Linked DNA regions of Homo sapiens: region 2 is linked to region 1. The links are chromatin loops, found by intact Hi-C in ENCODE. Cell type or tissue: Caco-2. All regions are shown on one strand.

Region 1 (5,000 bases):
TAGTGATGAAGTCTTAGCTTTTAGTGTACCTATCACCTGAATAGTGAACATTGTACCCAATAGGTAATTTTTCAACACTCACCCCCTCCAACCCTCCCACCTTTTGTAGTCTCCAATATCTGTGATTCTATTCTGTGTGTCCATGTGTACCCACTCTTCAGCTCCCACTTATAAATGAAAACATTCCATATTTGACTGTTTCTGAGTGATTTCACTTAGGATAATGGCCTCTAGTTCCATCCATGTTGCTGCAAAAGACATGATTTCATTCTTTTTTATGGCTGAATAGTATTTCATGATGTGTGTATATATTATATATAATTATATAATATATTATATATTAGTATACATGTACATAATATATTATGTAATATATAATAACATTTAATATATTACATTATATAAACAATATATTATATTATATACATAATAATTATATATTATATATTATTATATTACTATAATATATAAATATAATATATAAATATATACTATATGTTATACTATGTATACACTATATATACTATATTATATTAATATATTATATATAATAGTTAAATATTTTATATACAATTATATGTACAATAATATATAATTATTCTATATATAGTATAATGATATATATATCATATTTTCTTTGTCCAATTCTCCATTGCTAAACACTTAGGTTGATTCCATATCTTTGCTATTGTGAATAGAGCTGTGATAAACATATTAGTGCAGATGTTTAGAAGACATTTTTGAATGTCACTGAGTGGGGATGCAGCCAGCATCTAATGGGTAGAGGTCAGGGATGCTGCTAGACATTCTACAAGACACAGAATTATCAGTGCCCTGTGAGAAAGAATTATTCAGCACTAAGGTTGAGACACCTGCCTAGATTCTAGGAAATACAATGTCGTAAGTTAGCCACTGGGAGGGTGCTAAAGCCCTCCAGGGACTAGTACAAGATTGAAGAGACCCTCACTGTTGAAAGCAGAGGGCATGTACTCCATGTCACACATTTTATGTAAGCCTCACAAAGTTTTTGCCTTCAAGAAAATCTAGAATTAGAAGATCCTTATTTATTTCCACAGTCCCTGGGTTCCACCTTCAAAGTATCAAGATTTGCTGATAGCTGATTATTGCCCCATAGACAGAGTTTTCTTTGTGATGCATCTGCTTATAACTTTTTTGGAGATTCAAGAGTTGCATAGGAAGTTTAGGGGCTGACTGCTTTGCCCACTGGGACTGTAATGTAGGATCCCCTTTGCCTTTTTTTTTTCCATCTATAATCAACAGAAATTTATTTGCTCATGGTTCTGTTGGCTGAGAAGTCCAAGACTGAGGGATCAGCATCTGGTGAGGGCTTTCTTGCTGTGTCAGCCAAAGGTCAGGAACCCTGTACAGGGACTGTGTAGACAAGGTGTGAGGCCAGTTTTCCCAAGGAGCTTGTATTGGCTCTATAAGTCAAGTTTGATTCCTTAAAGCAAATTTCACCATTCCAGTCAAAGCCTTGGTAAAATAACCAGTATCTCCAGTTGTGTCCCTTTTGCTGACATGTCAGTGAAGCAGCTATGTTGTCTGTGGTAAATACCTGGGTCCATCATCTTGTGCTAAGAAAATTTAGCACACAGACATACACAGGAGTTTAGGAGCAGAGATTTAATAGGCAAAAGACAGAGAAAGGAAAACAGCTCTCGCTCTAGTGAGAGAGAAGGGACTTCCATGAAGAAAAGACCCCCCCCTTTGTCTTATTCATATAGCAGCCTAGAAAGAATGCTGTTCTGGGACTCAAGAGGAAGTCACTTGGTTTTTCTGGCCTCAGTTTGCTCACCTGTAAGATGGGCTGGTGCAGCGGATGATCCCTAAGATCCTGCCATTGTGCCCTGATTCTGAGACTAGCATTATCAGGGAATCCATACAGCTTCATGCAGCCATTCTCTTGGGATCACAAAGGTTATGTATCTCCTTGTTTCACTTTAAAATTAGAAGATCTTGGAGATCATCAGTATAAAAGTCATACTGGTGTTTTCCTACCCTAAATATAATGCTCCTTACTCAGGAGAAGGGGGGACTGGGGATAACTTGAGGACAGCATTTGGTTCTGGGAATGAAGAGAGCAACAGGCCCCCCAGGGCAGCTCTTGCCTCTTCAGCCGAAGTTTGAGGCAGGTGACTGCCAGACCTCTTTCCCTGCTGGCCTCTTACCTCTCAACTCCAGAGAGGCATGGGGAGTAGGAGTGCCAGAGAAAATACAGGATGCTGGTTAAATTTGAGTTTCAGATTGACAACAATTTTTTTTTTGTATTAGATATCTTAAACATCGCATGGCTTAGTAGAAGCATATCTCAAATACTGCAGATGTATTTGCTAAGCCTGACAACCTTAGCTGGCAGGGGAACGGAAGAGAGCAAATGAGGAAGTGGGATCCCAGCTGGGACTGCCCCAGAGCACTGGGCTTTGGCCTTGGATCCCCTGGCGATCTTCCCCTCTCAGCGACAGGCAGCGAGGAGGAAGATCATTGGCTTCTCTTAGGGCCTGTGGCTGGAGGGAAAGTCAAGTTCAGGTGAGTGGGGAATGCTAGGGGATTTCCCTGGGGATCAGCAGGGAAGGCAGCCACATCCACACTCACTCAGAGCCGGCTGCTTCTAAGCATCAAGGCCTGATGCCGATGGTGCATGAGAGGGGCCCCTAGGGGCAGCCCCTGGGATCCCCCCAATGAAGGGCTGCTCCTGCAAATGAATGAATGGAGTGGGAGGCCACGGAGAACCTTCCAGGGCTGGTTGGCTGGGAAGTCCAAGCTTTTGCAACTGCAAGGGCCCTCAGCCCTGTCACACCCAGTGACCCCATTTGCTTATCAATACAATATTTTTTAAAAAGTCTTTTTACTATTTTGAAATTGCAACCCAAAATTTATTTTTAAATCTATGCAGTGCAACAACTGTGACATAAGGAATCAGTAGAGTCCATTTCTCTCTGTGAGGAATCTTCAGGAACTTAACCACTACAATATGTACTGACATAGGTATGCTGTGTTCATGATTTATATACTTCTGGGGGCATTAACATTATTAATCTGATTTTACAAAATTGTCAACAATTCTTGGCCAAGTTACAAACAACACACACAAAAAGTCTACCCTTGATTGACAACAAAATGTACGAGAAAATGTCATATACTTATAACCATGTTAATAAAAAGGCCTAATTGGGCATGATGGTTCAGACCTGTAATCCCAGTACTTTGGAAGGCTGAAGCAGAAGGATTCCTTGAGGCCAGGAGTTTGAGACCAGCCTGGGCAACATAGCGAGACTGCCATCTCTACATAAAATAAAATAAAACAAAAAATGCCTACATTTGTCTGCAAAATTTGTGTTTGGGCTGAGATCATTACCTGTGGGTTTTTCACCTGTATGAATGTTCAGCTGTATACTTGGAAATCGTCTAGGACATGGGATGATTTTTCACTTTACAGGGCTGACATAAGCAAAGTGGAACATCTGACCATTAAACTTTAGTAGTGTTCCCCCAATTATTATGATATTGGGGGAGTTATTATGATAACCCAACTATTCCTGACAGGGAGGAGGGAAGACAAGGGGCCAAGTGTTTATGGATTGGCTATTCATAGTGGCCAAGCATCACGTATAGCTGTTAACATATTTTTTTTATTCAAGCCTTGCAGCACCTCTAATTGGTGCATATCCTGGTATTCATTTTACAGATGGAGAAAGTGCGGCTCTGAGAGTTAGGTAGTGCTTAAGTGTGCACAGCCTGTACATGGAGAAGTATGAATTCTAATCCAGGTCTGTTTTAATCCACAGTCAGACGTTAACAACGATGTACTAATGGCGAAGGGAAAAAAGCAGCGGTTCCTGGTCAAATCTCCTCTAGAAACTCGAAGAAAGGGAAGGGGCAGGTGGTTTTGTTGGTCTTGTTTTGTTTTGCTTGGCATGGCTTAAGAGCTGCTCCTTCTGGAGGTAAGAATTAGACACTAGACCAGGTGATTTCTTGGGGTCGATTCTAACCCAATGAATTTATGTTTTTGTGAAAAATGTTAACTTTAAGAAATAATTTTCAAAAGTAGACACTTTGGACGGTCAATCACCTTTTTTTTTTTTTTCTGAGCTGCATATTTCTGATGTTTTCGGTGCACAAGTTGCCAGCAGGAATTCATCCCTCTGAACGTCTGTCATTTGGGTTTTGGCTTCTGCGTTTGTCAGATGTCCCAGGTGCCGTCAGGTGCTGGGTTGTGTCAGTGGTGACTGACCTGAGATGTGAGGTCTGCCTTCTTTTTGTTTGGGTATCAGTCCCAACAGCCACTTGGCCTCAGCGCTCTGTCACCAAGTTCTGCACTTGAAGTCTCTCTCTCTTCCCCAACAGGAAGTGGCCTTGGGCGGCCCAAGCGCTGTGTTACTGGGCTGCGGGCCGGTACTTGGGAAGAAGTCCTCCGCAGTTCAGCATCCCAGGATGCATCTAGCAGATTTGCTGCCTCATTTGAGGACTCAGGACACACAGGTCCCTCCACTGCTGTCAGCACAGCTCACCCACACCTGCTACACACCTGTCACTCCTGCAGCACCAACACCCCCCAGAGGAGCCTCCCAGGGGAGAAAATGGAACCACCAACAGGTTCTCCTATGAGAGCGTGGATCCAGAGAATATCCCTGAGCTTATTTCAAATATTAGTTCCAAAGGGCTAGAACTGCAGGGCTTAGAACAATCAATATAAAGATCGTGTTAAAATCTACTGGAAAATATGATTCAAATTGCAAAAGCTGAATTTTCATATTCTGCTTATCAAGAGTGTATTCAGGGAATCATGGGAGAAAATTTTTGCAATCTATCCATCTAACAAAGGTCTAACATCCAGAGTCTACAAGGGACTTAAACAAATTTGTAAGAAAAAAAGATAAGTGGGCAAAGGACATGAACAGACACTTCTCAAAAGAAGACATATATGTGGTCAAAAAACAAGTGAAAAAAACCTCAATATCACTGATCATTAGAGAAATTCA
Region 2 (5,000 bases), 230 kb before region 1:
CAGCAGGGCCCGACGGGGTGGCCAGAGTGGCACAGGCATCAGGTCCCAACCTTTTTGCCCACTCTCAGACCAAGGAGTTCATCTTCTTGGAGCTGCTGGACAACCTGTACTCGCGTGGGGACCAGAACACGCTGATGGAGGAGTCGGCAGAGCAGGCATGGCGGTGTGATGAGATGCTGTGCATGCAACACGTGCTGAAGGAGGCGCTCAGCATCATCAGTGACATCAGCACAAACACCGTCAGCATGGTCATGGGGACCCGTGGATGACTCCTGGCTGCAGGTGCAGAGCGTCCCAGCTGGACGCAGGTACCAGGGCTGGCCCCCACAGCCCCAAAGCCCACCAGCCTCCATGACTGAGCCTGGGGGCTCTTGGAACAGACTCCATGCCCAAGCTGGCAGGCATGGGTGCTTTCTGGAACTATCAGAGAGGGCAGAGAGCTCGTGGTTTATGGTGTAGGGGCTGGGAACTTGGAAGGGGTTGTGTGTGGGGCTGGACTCTGAGGCGGCCAGAGACCTATGAACGTCATCTTGGGCACACCTGTCATGCAGTCTGAGTCATGCTGGCAGGGCAGGGCATCCAGCTCCCAGCCTGGGAGTGCAGAGCAGGTGTGATAGTCAGGGTCCCACCTCCTCTATCTGTCGGCAATCCAGTGGTGATCTAGGATAAAACCTTGAGAGTCCCATGCACACAGTCATCCCACAACACACCTCACAGGCCAGGGAGGGACACACAGCCCCCTTCCCTCTCTCCCAGGTACCATCATAGCTGCTAGCATGTGGCTGAAGCCAGGGTCCCTGGCCCCCGCTGAAGCACTACCACCAGCCAGCGGCCTCATGCACCTTGGCCTGTTGCTCTTAGGGGTTGCCTATGCTGTTCAGCCAAGGGGACCACAGTACCTGCTGGCCCAGCTGAGCTCCACCCAGTGAGCCCACCCGCCTTCCCTGCCATGGACTCTCCCTCTTCTGCTTTTCCCAGCAGGAAGCGCCCAGCCTCACCTATGCAACCTGCAGCCCCCCAACCAGCTGAGGCTCCCCTCTTAGACTTATAAGTCTATGGCCAGTGGCATCCAGCTGCCTGCTCTCCCTGCCTCCCCCAGGGTCCCTTCAGAGGGTCCTGGGCTTTCTGACCACCCAGAAGGGCCTCAGGTGCACCCTCCAGCCATCCATCCCTTTTAGCTTCACCACCCTGGTTCAAGCAGTGTTCTTTCTCTATTAGGCCTGGCGGCTGTTGTGTGGGGCTCCCCAAGGTGAGAGGCAGCCCTGGGCCAGTGGGTTGGAAGACAGGGTGACCAGAGAAGAGGGAAGCCCGAGGGGGCTGAGCATTGGTCTGAACTGTGGGTACACTGCCTAGGTGCCGTGGGAGAGGCCAGTGTGTGTAGGGTGTGGAGGGCCACCACAGCCCCCAGGACCTACCTGTGAAGCTCCAGCTCCTCCCTCCATCTTCCTCCCCTTTCCCTTCCAGCCCCTCTCTTCCAGGAACCTTGCCACACCCACACCTGCACCCTCCCTTCCCCGGCCCTCCCACAGCTCCTGCAGCTTGCCCCTGCTCTGTGCTTGCCTCACCAGCTCTCTGCCCACTTTTCTCTCTACCGTTTTCTCTCTGCTTTCTCTCCAACTGCCAGCCAATCGATCGGGTCAGGAAAATCCATCCCATCCTGAGAGCCTCAGGCCCCACTTCGACCTCTAAACAGATCCCTCCTCTTCTCAGAGACCTCCCTTTCCAAGCCTGCCTGGGTGGCTGTTCTGTGACTTGACAGCGGCTCCCCCAGCCCCAAAGCTTCATCTGTGACTTAGTCTGTTGTAGTGGAGAGCTGACATATCCAGCTGTGACTGTTGCTGAAAACTTGTGCCACCTCTGTGGTATGCCCCTGCCCTGTTCTATAAATATCTATAAATAGGCCGGGCGCGGTGGCTCACGCCTGTGATCCTAGCACTTTGGGAGGCCGAGGCATGCAGATCACAAGGTCAGGAGTTTGAGATGAGCCTGGCCAATATGGTGAAACCTCATCTCTACTAAAGTTACAAAAATTAGCCGGGCATGGTGGCAGGTGCTTGTAGTCCCAGCTACTCACAGGCTGAGGCAGGAGAATTGCTTGAACCCGAGAGGCAGAGGTTGCACTGAGCCAAGATCGTGCCACTGCACTCCAGCCTGGGCAACAGAGCGAGACTCCGGCTCAAAAAAAAAAAAAAAAAAAAAGAAAGAAAGAAAAAAGAAAAAATCTGTAAATACTCGTATGCATATATATATTTATAGATAACACACACACACACACACACACACACACACACACACACACCCCCATACCTGGCCAACTGCCTCACCTGTAGTGCTGGGAATCAGTCACTGTGCTGTCCTTGTGGAGTCTTGTGGCCCAACAAGAGAAAGCTGTCCCCTGACATTGCCCCTCCACAGTGCACCACCTCCAGTGAGCCTCGCTGTCCTGCCCGGCCCGTGGCCTGCCAGCCCCCACCATCCTTCCTTTCCCCCACCAAGCATGGGGTTGCTGTGCAGGCAGCTGTGTGGCCTGACAGTCTACCAGTTCTGCTGTCCCTCAGCTGAGAATCAAACCCATTTCTGGATGACAGGGAATGTGTCCTCTGCTGGCTGTGTTCTCTGCGGAGCTCTGGGGAGGGGAAAGTTCAAGCCATTTCTAGGGTGCTATTGGGAGTGGTGAAAAGGCCACACCCTTTGCAAGGGACACTTTTCCTGGAAAGCCCCTGGAGCTTAGCTGGTTCTTACCCTGTGAAGCTGGCTCTGGCCACTAGAGGGCAGGACCATGAACTCAGCCTGGAGGGAGCCTGTGGGGCAGCTGGCACTCTGGAGGGACAGACAGAACAGACCACCAGGTGCAGACAGGAGAGGCAGGCAAGGGGACGGAGAACGGAAGATGCCTGGGGTGGATGGAAGTCAGTGCCCTTGGATGCTGGTACCTGCCTTTCCAGTCACCACTAGATCAGGCTTCTGAGCCTGTTGGCTGTCAGGGCTGGACTCACCCCATAGGCGTCATGGCAGTCCCTGTGAAATCCTCCAGGTGTCACCAGGCAGCATACAGGTAACAGGCCTGGAATGTCCCAACAGCCCAGCTGGACATGCTCAGACACTCTGGGGCTCCTCGTTCAGTGGCACAAACTCCAGGACCCAGTGAGGGAAACAGGAACACACCAGGTCAAGCAGTATGGCTAAATCCATTTATTCCAAAATAAAAAGCAAAATAAACAGGAGTCACATCACCAGGGAGCCACGACCCCATCCCCACCTCCTTCCTCTGTCCTATGCTATCAATAAATAAGTTTCCCAGCCACAAATAATTATTAGAACCTCCTCCCCGTATACCAGCTCCAACCTCTGCTAGGTACAATACAGGGGGTGGCCCTACCCCCTAGAATATACAAAACGTTACACAGATACAATATGTACACTGGGGAAGGGGGGCCACCCCAGCAGCCTATGCCCTCACCTAGTCTACAGTTAGCCCCACTGTCCTGACTCAGCTGTGCCTCTGAATAAGAAGATGGGAGCCCCCCAGAGGGAAAAGTTGCTTCGGTGCGAATAAGAAGGCCATTAGGCCTCCTCCAAACAAACCAACTCCACCAGCCTCTGGCTCGTAAATAACAAACATCATCATCCAGAAATTTAAGGACTCAGCCCTGGTCAAGGTGGCAAAGGATCTGTTCGTCTGCCCCCATTAAACAGGGGTCTTGTCTTGCTACCCTAATGGTAAAGGGGTGACTGGGAAGGGGTGTTAGGGACATGGTGGGGGTGGAGACTCCAGCCCCACTTCTCCAGGCTTTGCTGACAGCGGCCTGCTTTTATTTATTTTTATTTTTGTCCCATGACTTGCTTTTTAATCCCTTAACTTCTTTTTCATAACTTTTTTTATAACTTTTCGCAAAACTTTTTTCTACTTCTTTTCCACAATTTTTTTGCCACAACTTTTCCACAACATTTTTTATCCCATAGCTTTTTCATGCCATAACTTTTTAAATCCCATAACTGTTTTGTAGTTTGTGCTCTTTTAATAAACATACTTGCAGAGTTATATTACAATTTTGTAAAAATAAAAACAGATTATCTCATGCCAAGCCTGCCCAGCATTTGCAGTCTCAGTTCCTTTAATACTGTAGTTTTCAAGACATACAAAAAAAAATTTTAAGGCAAAACCAGCACTTTGCAATAGTTTATTAATTTATTATATTACAGTGGCATCACAGCAGCAGTCAATAATACCAATTAAGGCAAACGTCTTTCAGTATTTCCATTATACATTCTGTTTACAAGAATTCATAAGTTGGTAAAAGTCATTCTAAGAAAACTTGGCAAATAAAGCTTTGGACTGGAATTGGCATTTCTTTCTCTACTCCCCTCCCCCACCTGTTTCTTTCTTTTAAACCACAGTATTCATATTTTAAAATGTTTTAACTAATTTCAAAACATTAAGATAGCAGTTACATTATTTAATAGTTATATTATTTTAAAATGACTCTTTAAGATAAAGTTTTAGAGAAACTATATTATGGATAGGGCTGATTTACATTTTCAAATTTTCTAAAAATCAGCTTTGGTTTTAGAACTGATTTTTTCATTTCTGGAAAACCTATCAGGTTTAATCAAACACTTTAAAAATGATTATCATATATTGCAATCTTTAGGTATTTTGATTCTTTACTTTCCACAGAAATTCAATTTTTTTCAGTTGAACTCACATTTTAAAATTCTATGTTTCTGTTGAACTCTAACTTTCTAATGTTGCCTTCTGAGCAAATTGAAAGCTGCCTTATACTGAATGAGGAAAAGAATACTTGGCTGAATGAAGTATTGCAAAAGACTGCACGCACTTTGAACAAAGACTTAAGTTATTGTCATACGATTTTCATTCTCTTTAGCTTTTTCTTAAATATACGACAAAATGCATACACAGAGTGGTATTTCCATTAATATAGTAAATTCATTTTCCAGACTGACATCCAGCTTAAATATGCCAGTATGTGATTTAATCC

The links. A loop is a pair of places that touch in the nucleus more often than their neighbours do. Peaks named below come from ENCODE experiments on the same cell type or tissue, not always from the same donor. Only the 100,000 strongest peaks of a DNase experiment are listed, where the experiment ranks them.
Region 2: a loop joins it to region 1, with 11 times the contacts of the local background. A loop is called at or near these places in 11 of 110 quality-filtered maps.

The regions. Positions count from the first base shown.
Region 1 is chr10:30,585,240-30,590,239 of GRCh38, forward strand. LOC105376479 (a long non-coding RNA gene) reads left to right here and starts at 2,447. Exons shown (of 4, transcript XR_930794.4): 1 at 2,447-2,547; 2 at 2,915-3,006; 3 at 3,807-3,962; 4 at 4,366-5,000. In Caco-2, no CTCF peak of the experiment used is centred here; no DNase peak of the experiment used is centred here.
Region 2 is chr10:30,357,086-30,362,085 of GRCh38, forward strand. It overlaps the pseudogene DNM1P17. Among named protein-coding and RNA genes, the nearest start is that of MIR7162, 9.1 kb to the right of the region's middle. RefSeq lists enhancers at 2,591-3,195, 3,079-3,128. In Caco-2, a CTCF peak has its summit at 2,837; a DNase peak (open chromatin) is centred at 3,016.